2 separate regions of the Mus musculus genome follow, and region 2 is linked to region 1. Evidence: chromatin loops called from intact Hi-C (ENCODE). Cell type or tissue: heart. All regions are shown on one strand. Links, peaks and the distances in the headings refer to the core of each region. The heading gives the core; the rest is flanking DNA.

Region 1 (5,373 bases), core at 105-5,104:
TTATTCCTTTACATTTCTTCTGAACAGTCTGCTGGTTTTATAAACATGTCAAGCATGAGAATTTTAAAAAGCAACTTATATTTAATTATACAAGCACAAGTAGTTTCTAAGGAACTATGATAAGTGCTAGAGAGGTGGTTTAGCACTTAAGAGCAGCTGTTACTCATGAAGAAGACCCAGGTTCAATTCCCAGCACCACGTGGTAGCTTACAACCACCTGTAACTCCAGTTCCAGGAGATCTGATGCCCTATTCTAGGCCCGTCAGGCCTCAGGCACACATAAGTTGCACAGATACACATGCAGGCAAAACACTCATACACATAGAAATAATCTAAAAACACAGATAAGCAAACAAACAAAAGCCTGCAATACTAATACCTATAAATATCTATGAGAAAAACTCGATGAGAGATACTGCTAGTAGAAGGGGTTATAATGACTTTGAATAGAAATATAAAGGTAGTAGAAATGAAGAATAAAAATCAAAATTCTAAAGGAGCTGAAACTGTTTTTCAGATGTTCTTGCTACATCCTAACCTAAACATACACAGCTTAAGAGTTATCATATCACTTTCCTAGAACTTAGGTGCTCTTCCAGATGAATCCAACAAATCCTAGCCATCATTTTATACCTGTGAATAGTCACAAATTCAATGTATACTTGGAATCACAAGCCACAGCCTCTTGGTAAAGACTCAGCTGCTGTAAAAGACTTACAGAATTCATCATCGCAAGCTGTGCTGGATACGCTCTACAGGGAAAGTGGATCTTCACCCCACCGATGGTGTAGTCAGACAACACTGAGGACATTCTGCCTTCTTCTCTACTTTAGGTGCTTCACTACAACAGAAACAATAAAATCAGTAGAAGGGTTGGCGAGATGGATTCCCAGAGCCCACATCAGGCACCTTACAAATGCCTGTAACTCCAGCTCCAAGGACTCCCACAACCTTATCTGGCTTCTGCAATAACCTGCATTTACCTGGCATAGCCATCCACACATACACTCACAAATATAAAAAGGATTACAGTTTACATATCGAAATAATGTCATTCAAAGAAAACCAGACACCTAGCAATAGAGCTGAAGTCTGATAATAAAAACTGGAATTAATAAGCACATATATAAAAGTAATAGAAATAAAAAAAAATCTTATCCTTATAAATAAATCTCAGGGTCAAGAGCACATACGTACTAGAGTCTGACCAGTCTAGACTGGCACTCCATGATGTATTAGTTATGATGTAAGGCAAGTCACTTTTCTAGAACTCCATGTCCTCAGGTACAGAATAGGAGTCCTAACAGAAACAAGCCTTATAAGACTGCTGTAAAAGTTAAATAATGTAAAAACATACTGTACATGGCAGATGAAACACAAGCTCCTATAACAAGTTTGATTACATATATTCAACTTATAGATACAACAGATTTCTGAAGCAGCTCTGCTATTCCATAGCCTCACTGTTTCCTCTTATTCTGTACATTCCTGTTTGCCCTTTTCACACTCTCCCAGTTAGAAGGAAAAGGCAGATGAATGGGCAGGAAGCACAGGTTGTATCTATGACTTAACATTTTTCACCTGTAAGTCTAAAATTCTTTTCTGCAATAATATCTAACTTTAAAAATTGTTGTAAGGGAGAAAGTATCTTTCCACAGAAATTCACTTAATTTTTTTTAAATCATCTTTTAGTTTACTGGGGGAGGAGAACCCGCATGGCATGACACGTGTGTGGAAGTGAGAAGACAGTGTTCTGGAGACAGAATAGGTTCCCTCCTCTCACCATGTGGGTCTCAGGAATTAAACACTGCTAGCTCGGTTGAGTCCTTTACCTGCTGAGTCAGCTCAGTAATTCTGAAATCAGGAGATTATAATTGAAACAAAATAGATTTAAATCCCACTGTTTGCATCACCTAACCTCCCAGACACTTTTATTGACTGAAGAATTTCGACAGTGGTGAGAAAATCTGGTAAACTCAGTCTGTGAATGGAGATGGTTAAGACAGAAGGTACAACAGGTCATGAAGTCAATAACTTTAACCACAGCTTCTGTGCTCCAAAAAACCCACCACTCTTAAGTTATTTTTCATTTCTAAATATTGTTCTGTCAGACAAGACCTGCATAAAATCAAGCCAAGGAGACCTGTCAACATCCCATCAGGCAGTACTAATTGGACTCATTGGGTGGGAGGGGCGTGTGAAGGGGTCCCGAAGCAGTGTGAAGGATGTACTGGGGATAGGTCAAGATACTTTGTATATATGCATAAACTATCAAAGAATAAATAAAAGATATTGTTAGAAAAAGTATCCAATCACTGATTTTTATCTGTAAACCTCTGAGGTTTAATGGACTCTAACAGCTTATTCTGAAGCAAAAACTCAATATTGTGTTACTAAAATTAATCGAGATGGCAATCTATGCCTGAAGCTGTGGCAACATTCCTCTCAAAACTCATCAGACAATCACACTTCCGGATGTGGTGGCGCAATTCTTCTGGCCCCCAACAATCTCTGGTGGATCTCTGTACGATCGATCGAGGGCAGCCAGGTCTGCACTCCGAGTTCCAGCCCAGCCAGAGCTGGAGGGTGAGACCCTGTCTCTTTAAGAGAAGGGGGGGGGGGGGGCGGGTTAACAAATCTGTAGCCCTTCCAGAAGTACCGCGGAAGCTGGGGCTACCTCCAGCCTGCGTTCACAGAATGTAAGGACAGGCTCCCTGGCCCTCAGCTTTCCTTCCCCAAGCTCCTAGTTCTCACATGTCCACGGGGAGCCACACCATAGAGCCCGAGAGCCCGCCGGCGCCAGCCTGCAGGAGCCCGTCCCCTCCCCGCGCCCTCCTTTCCATTTGCCCACGGCTGGCTCCCGCTCCCAGAGAAAAGGAACGGCTGACGTTTGACAGAAGGCAACGCGGAGCCGACCTACAAGGAAAGCTCGCGAGTACGAAAGTCCTCCCTCACCGGCTGTTCCGACGCTGCCAGGTACCAAGGTACAGCCACTCCTCCCTCTCCAGGCTGCACTCCGCAGCGCCACACAGATGAATTCGCGCCTCCCGCCCCTCGGTTCCCAGTCAGCCAATCACACAGCCAGACCGGAAAAGGAAACAGCCAATCATCGTACGAGGCCAACGCTATACCGCCCAATGGGAGCCCGCGAAGTAAAATCAACCCTCGAGTACTTGGCGGGACCGGAAGACGAGCACCGCCCCTCCCCCAAACCCCACCCCGCGAAAAAGACTGGGACAAGTTCCGCACATTTGCTTGAAGGAAAAAAAAAAATTCTTGTACTGTGAGACTTTAAGAAGCACAAAATGGGCGTTAGACGGGTCTTACATTTGGTGCATTGACCGGGAATCGTCCTGCTGGCGGGTCCAGTGACAGGAGACCGGAGGATTGTTCGAGCAGGTACCGCGGCTGTGTCTCTTTGTGTCCGCCCTTGGCGTGCGTCTATTCCGCGCGTCTATTCCGTCTGTTCCCTCTATTTTGAGTCGGCTGCAAGTCAGTTTGGTTTCGGTTTGCAAAGGAGTTGTCTGCCGGGGGTTGCCAGAAGCGACCTTAACGCTGCGGTAACGAAGAGTCCTGGAGGACGCTCCAGACTCTCAGAGTGGGAAGTCGGATCCGATCCGCGAGATCCGGGAGGGCTCGACTTCATCTGGGGGTCAGTGGCAAAGAGACCACTACCAAGTTATTCAGTGTATCTTCTGTGGCGCTCGTGGCAGGGGCGCGTTGGTATTTTACTTTCTGTTTTTCTTTTTGTGTGTGGACTGGGACTGACGTTATTTTTGGACAGAATGGGACACTGACCTTCCACCCCTCCGAGTTTTACTCTAGAACATTGGAGGGAGGTTAAGACTAGAGCTCACAATCTCTCAGTAAATGTGAAGAAAAATAAATGGTTTACTTTTTGCTCGTCAGAGTGGCCCACCTTTCAGATTGGATGGCCTCCTGAGGGTTCTTTCTCACTGCCTCTTATATTGTCCGTCAAGAGGTGCATTTTTGGTGCTGGCTCGAAGAGCCACCCTAATCAGGTCCCATATATCATAGTGTGGGAAGATTTAGTCACCGATCCCCCTCCTTGTGTTCGCCCGGTTCCTCTTCAGGACCAATGGCTGTGCCAATCTTCGCCCTTCAGGATAGGCCCAAGAAAGATGTTCTCCCCACCACGGATACTGATCTTCTTCTTTATCTCCCTCCCCTTTATCCTCTCTCTCTCTCTCTCTCTCTCTCTCTCTCTCTCTCTCTCTCTCTCTCTCTCTCCTCATGCAGCTCAAGCTGCAGGGCCTTTGGCCCCGCCCATTCCGCCTGGAGAATCAGGGGGACTCGCCATCCTCCTCCCTCCCCAGGTCAGAGGGACCTGCTCAGGAGACTCAGAGACAGTGGAGGCAACTCCTGAGGGTGCCCATATTCTGCCCCTCCCGGCCTATGGTCCCCGGATGAACAAGGTCATCAGCCTTTCAGTATTGGCCGTTTTCCTCCAATGACTTATATAACTGGAAAACTCATAACCCCTCATTTTCTGAGAATCCACAAGGTCTAATTAACTTAATTGAATCACTTCTCCCATCAGCCCACATGGGAAGATAGTCAGCAACTGCTTCAGGTTCTCTTTACCACAGAGGAAAAGCAGCGAATCCTTGAGGCTAGGATACATGTCCCGGGGTCAGGTGGGCGCCCTTCCCTCCTGCCAGGGAATATTGATGCAGGCTTCCCATTGACCAGACCGAACTGGGACTTCAACACCCCTAAAGGTAGGGAGCACCTGAAGGTCCACCGCCAGGCTCTGATGGCAGGTCTCAAAGGGTCAGCACACTGCCCCACCAATTTGACTAAGGTAAGGGAAGTGGTACAGGGGCTGAATGAGTCTCCCTCTGCCTTCCTAGAGAGACTCATGGAGGCCTTTCGCCAGTTTACCCACTATGATCCTAGCAGTGAAGAGCATAAGGCAACAGTTACTGTTGCCTTTATTGACCAATCTAGCAGAGATATTAGGAAGAAGTTGCAGAAACTTGAGGGATTGTAAGACAAGTCTCTAAAGGAACTAGTGCAAGTAGCTGAGAAGGCTTATCATAACCAAGAGTCAGAAGAAAAGAAGGAGGAGAGAAGGCAGAAGGAACAGGAAGCTAGAGAACTCAAAGGAGAGAAGAAACAGGAAAGGAACCTCCAGAGGATCTTGGCCACTGTAGTCAGAGAAAATTGAAAACCTAGTAAGATAGTACCTGCCAACAGAAGAGAGCCCCTGGCTAAGGATCAGTATGCCTACTGTAAAGAAAAAGATCAGCCAGGCGTGGTGGCACCCACCTTTAATCCCAGCACTCGGGAGGCAGAGGCAGGCAGATTTCTGAGTTCCAGGCCAGCCTGGTCTACAAAGTGAGTTCCAGG
Region 2 (5,373 bases), core at 205-5,204, 57 kb after region 1:
AGCACTTGGGAGGCAGAGGCCAGCCTGGTCTACAGAGTGAGTTCCAGGACAGCCAGGGCTACACAGAGAAACCCTGTCTGGAAAAAAAAAAAATACTGAATAGTTGGGTGTAGTGGCACACACCTTTAATCCCAGTACTGGATAGCAGAGGCAGGTGGATCTGGCCAACCTGGGCTATAGGAAAGTCAGAACTATACAGAGAAACTCTATCTCTAAAAATAAAAAATAAATCACTTCAGTCTTTGAAAGAACACAAATCAAACAGAAATACTAGCAGAACATGTAACCTGCCTGCCTTCTTGCTGATATTTTTTTACTATTTTCTTTTTTTTTTTTATTTATTTATTTATTTATTTATATGTAAGTACACTGTAGCTGTCCTCAGATACTCCAGAAGAGGGCATCAGATTGCATTAAGGATGGTTGTGAGCCACCATGTGGTTGCTGGGATTTGAACTCTGGACCTTCGGAAGAGCAGTCGGGTGCTCTTACCCACTGAGCCATCTCACCAGCCCTTTTTACTATTTTCTAGATGTAAATATTAAGTCATGGATATTGTGAGATGAAAAGGGAGTTTTTGGGCGTGGTGGTACATGCCTTTAATCCCAGCACTCTGGAGGCAGAGGCAGGCGGATTTCTGAGTTCGAGGCCAGCCTGGTCTACAGAGTGAGTTCCAGAACAGCCAGGGCTACACAGAGAAACCCTGTCTCGAAAAAAAAATGCAAAAAAAAAAAAAAGAAAAAAGAAAAGGGAGGTTTTTTTTAAAGCACCTTGTTCATAATTGCCAACAATTCACTCAGCACAAGCCGCAATCGACGAGGGGAATCACTGTGTTCAAACTCTAGTGTCAGCCCATGCTGAAGCTGTGATACCAGGATGCTCTCTCCACTGCCTCCTCCAAGTTTATGCCTAGTGAAGTCCAAACATGGGAAACACATTAAGACACTGGCAAGGCAATCCTTTCCTGCAATAATCCACTCATTGTAAATGGTTTCCATTCCTCCGAAACACTGTTTGTCTATATATTGCAAGAGCTCAGAAACTGTAAATTAGTAATTGCCACAGACTTCAGTAACAATAGCTTTCAGATACACAAGGGACATGAAAGGATACAAAACCAGCCTGGAGTCTGGGGGGGGGGGAGTGGGGAGCAACGTAATTTTAAAAGCTCAGTCATTCCCATAAAACCTTCCACTCTAGAAGACTTTCTCCTCCTCAGTCCCCACTCAGAGTAACTGACCTAATATGTAGCTAATCTTCTCTGAGCAACATTTTATAACACAGAAAGCAGCTCTTAGGAATTTAACTAGAAAAGACCTCTGTCAAATGCTTCTCAGACATTACTCTCCCTTTGCTGGGGGAGCTCTGACAGACCTGAGCATCATTACAACCCCCTCCTCTGGAATATCAAGTAACTCCCAAGTCCTAACACACAAGTGAACTTTACCTAAGCTGCTGTTCTTTGCTGGCATCTTGTTCTAGAGCGTGGAAGTCCACAGACAACAGTGCAACAATGGAGTTGACAGCTTCCACTCCAGACAGGAGGCGAAGTATAAGTTTCTTATCCTGTGCCCAACTTTGGCTCTGGTCAGCAGGAGCACAAAGTGCCATCCTCACCAGGCAGGGCAAGAGGAGTCTTAATTCCGGATCACTTAAGGACGCCAGGCGGACAACATCCACCTTCTGCATAGCTTCAAAAGCAAAAGGGCTGACAAACTGCAGGCCTGTACCCTCGGGCGTCATCGCTCTCGATCCTAAGGAGTCCAAAACAACAAAATGAAAATCGGTATCTACTTCCCACATATATGACAACCTTCTTTAAAATCTAACAAAGTATACTAAATACTTAGTAGGTCCTTGCATTGGCAATGTTGTTGGCACAATTAAAGCTCAGGTTTCTGTCTCTATGTTTCTACTGACATCTGGAAGATAAGAAGGAAAACTGCAGATTAATGTTTCTTCTCAATTTAGAGATCATTTGCTCTAATACTTTGTGTCCCAGTGAACCCTCCTACCCTGAACACAGCCAAGACTTCCCTCATTATGCCCATTACATGAGTTCCATGAAATATGGAGAGAAAATGAACGGCTGCAGCCAGATCTCTTTCATTTTACAAGCCTACCAGATAAATATAAATATCAGTTGGGCTTCTCTTTCTACCTCCCAACTACATGGAAACACTGGTAAATCATCTCACGGGCCAAAAGTAATGTCAGAGGCATGGTTCTGAAAGCCACAACGCTATTCCGTACCCCTATTGTTATAGAGGTAGATGTGTATGTACAGTCAGCTGAAGGAGTTAAAGAGAGTCTCACTTGGGCACTGTGGTTTTGAGTAAATTTTCAAAAGGTAGCAGAAAAGAGAGGTGACATGGAACAGTTAACAGAGACCACTCAGTCTTAAGACCTACTCCCTAGCAGAGCTGTGGACAAAGAATCGTAGGCAGAAATGCTGCTGTTTCAATAGTAAGCGCTGGTCTTTTAACAGTAGAGTAAGCTCAAGGCAGAGGTGACAGGACTCAGGGGTCTCTGCCAGGCAGCAATGAGAATCGAGTGACCCGGGCTGCGAAGAGTCAGGCGGACTTCAGACAAAGCGGCACTTGGGCCCGAGAAGCCGACGCTTCATACCTTAAGATCAACCCTCCAGCCTCAAGGGACCCACTCGGATTCCGCCTCCGAGAGCCAGACGAGGCAGAAATGGAGAGCGCGGTCCGAAGTTGGGCCTAGGTGATTATCCAGATCCCCAAACCCCGGCAATGCCCGGAGTCGACTCAGGCACCAAGAACTCTGACGCTGGCACCAACAGTGCCGTCGACAGAGCGAGAATCAGAATGGGGACACTGCAAAAAAAAAAAAAAAAGTAAAAAGGAAAGGGAAAAAAAAGGGAGAAGCAACCAGGAGAGAGGGGAAAGCAGAGACTTAGTTCAACCTGCACCCTGCACCTCCATTCATCCCAAGCTTCTGGCACGCGCCGGCCACCGTACAGCACTGAGAAGACGTCGGCGGCGATAAGAAAAGCCAGCTTAGGGCCGCTCTGCGCATGCGCAGGCCCGCCCCTTCCTCCGTCACCGCCCTCCCCGCTTCCGAAAGCGTGGAGTGTTACACTTTCTTGTTTTCCAGAGCTTTTCTCTTGGAACCTTGTCAGATGAGTTCCTAAACGGTCAGAGCGAAATCCCGACCCCCGAACCAATTATCGCGACATTTAAATAACAATAATGTATTAAATGGCAAAAGTTGTCCGCTCTGTTCCTCCACAGAAATTTGCCTAATGGAACCCGATTGCAGCCTCCTTTAAACCCCTGCCGGTGCGGTCTAGAAAGTTCTAGAATCCCAAGACCTGTGTGTAGGGGAATTTTAAAAGTAATGAAGCCGGGCAGTGGTGGCGCACGCCTTTAATCCCAGCACTTGGGAGGCAGAGGCAGGCGGATCTCTGAGTTCGAGGCCAGCTTGGTCTACAGAGTGAGTTCCAGGACAGCCAGGGCTACACAGAGAAACCATGTGTCGAAAAAAAAAAAAAAAAGTAATTAATCATAAGTCTATACACTAAGGCCAAAGTGTAATAACTTTTCATTATTTAGTTTTATGGTGTGTACCCAAATTATAAGCGCATGCTACCACTTCCGGCTTGCATTCGAGGTTGGTTTTGTTTTTCAGACAAGGTATATGTGGTCCTTGTTGGCCTGGAGTTCATTATGTAGACAAGGATGACTGGTACTTGACACAACCCCTCTGTCTGCCCAGGGCTCATACTAGAGGCTCTATGTTTGGTAGCTTTCTCGGGTCTCGAGGTTACAAAAATCCTATTCAAGAGTGAATTTTAGGAACGAATTCAGTGGAACCTTCTCAATATTATATGTGGCACTTGTGAAAGAAAATCAAAACTAAAGTCTCACCATCTTAAAAATTGCAAGTCTATTTATCTCATAATAAATGTTCTGGAGACAGCGCCACACTATGTAGTCCAGGCTGCTCTGAACTTCTGCTTCAGCCTTTCAAATTGTGGAATTATAGGATTGTGCCATCTTCACCAGCTTACGTTTTTTGTTGTGGTTGTTGTTCCTGGTTCACCCAAGGTTTGCATGACCTTGCGCGCGCGCGCGCGCGTTTGTGTGTGTGTGTGTGTGTGTGTGTGTGTGTGTGTGTGTGTGTGTGTGTGACATTTGTGCATGTGTTTACTTGTGAGAAAAAAGAATAACTCATGGAAGCTCATTTTCTCCTTCCACCATGTATGTCCTGGGACTTGAATTCATGTCATCTGGCTCAGCGACCAACACCTGGCATGCTGTGCCATCTGTCAAGCCTCTGAACTATTTTATTAAAATGCAGCTTTTGGGCTGGAGAGATGGCTCAGCGGTTAAGAGCACTGACTGCTCTTCCGAAGGTCCTGAGTTTAAATCCCAGCAACCACATGGTGGCTCACAACCATCCATAATGAGATCTGATGCCCTCTTCTAGGTGTCTGAAGACAGCTACAATGTACTTAGATATAATAATAAAGAAATCTTTAAAAAAAAAAATTCTGCTCTTCAGAGGACCTGAGTTCAGTTCCCAGTACCTATACTTGTGGCTCCAAAACTCCAAGGGGTTTGACACCCTCTTCTGGCCTCTGCAGGACACACACACAATAGTTTTTCCTTGTTTGCTTGTTTCCTTGCTTGCTTGGCTTGGCTTGGCTTGGCTTGGCTTGCTTATTAAATATTTCTGAGCAAATGTGGCGCCTTTCAACCCAGCACTTGGGAGGCAGAGGTAGGCAGATTTCCTGAGTTCAAGGCCAACCTGTTCTACAGAGTGAGTTCCAGGAAAGCCAGAGTTACACAGAGAAACCCTGTCTAGAAAGAAAAGAAAAAAAAAAGTATTTCTGGAGCCAGAGAGATGGCTTAATGGTTAAGAGCACTAGCTGATCTTCCAGAGGACCAGAGTTCACAAGGCAGCTAACAGTCTGTAATTACATTTCCAAAACTCTCTTCTGGCCTCTATGGGCACTGAAGACATATTGTACACAGAATATGCAGGCAAAACACCTAAACTCAGAAAAAGGAAATAAATGAATATTTAAAAACAAAAAAAAAAAATTGAGCATCCTTCAACGAATTACCAACCAAGACAGGATTTGTGTGTGTGTGTGTGTGTGTGTGTGTGTGTGTAGCCCTGGCTATCCTAAAACTCAGAAGACCAGACTACCCTTGAACTCAAAGAGCTCCACGTCTCTCTGCCTCCCAAGTGCGGGACTAAAGGTGTGTGCCTCCACCACCCAGCTTGACTGATCATTTCTTTTAAATTTTTTTCTTCAAGACAGTTTTTTTCTGTGTGTCCATGACAGAGTGCTGTGATAAAAGCCCTGTACTACTACCACTTAGCTTACAAAAAATTTTT

What was found. A loop is a pair of places that touch in the nucleus more often than their neighbours do. Peaks named below come from ENCODE experiments on the same cell type or tissue, not always from the same donor. Only the 100,000 strongest peaks of a DNase experiment are listed, where the experiment ranks them.
Region 2: a loop joins it to region 1, with 2.2 times the contacts of the local background. A loop is called at or near these places in 1 of 42 quality-filtered maps.

The regions. Positions count from the first base shown.
Region 1 is chr11:86,198,154-86,203,526 of GRCm38, forward strand. It overlaps Brip1 (BRCA1 interacting protein C-terminal helicase 1), which reads right to left and starts at 3,040. Exons shown (of 20, transcript NM_178309.2): 1 at 2,956-3,040; 2 at 719-841. The coding sequence starts at 811. Brip1os (BRCA1 interacting protein C-terminal helicase 1, opposite strand) reads left to right here and starts at 3,207. Exons shown (of 7, transcript NR_130959.1): 1 at 3,207-3,399. In heart, for the core only: a CTCF peak has its summit at 3,024; DNase peaks (open chromatin) are centred at 3,128 and 4,328; H3K4me3 peaks cover 3,246 bases; H3K27ac peaks cover 2,245 bases.
Region 2 is chr11:86,254,576-86,259,948 of GRCm38, forward strand. Ints2 (integrator complex subunit 2) reads right to left here and starts at 3,019. Exons shown (of 25, transcript NM_027421.3): 1 at 2,629-3,019; 2 at 1,448-1,754; 3 at 771-909. The coding sequence starts at 1,743. The region is part of intron 2 of Brip1os (BRCA1 interacting protein C-terminal helicase 1, opposite strand); the gene reads left to right. In heart, for the core only: no CTCF peak of the experiment used is centred there; a DNase peak (open chromatin) is centred at 3,036; H3K4me3 peaks cover 1,762 bases; H3K27ac peaks cover 1,376 bases.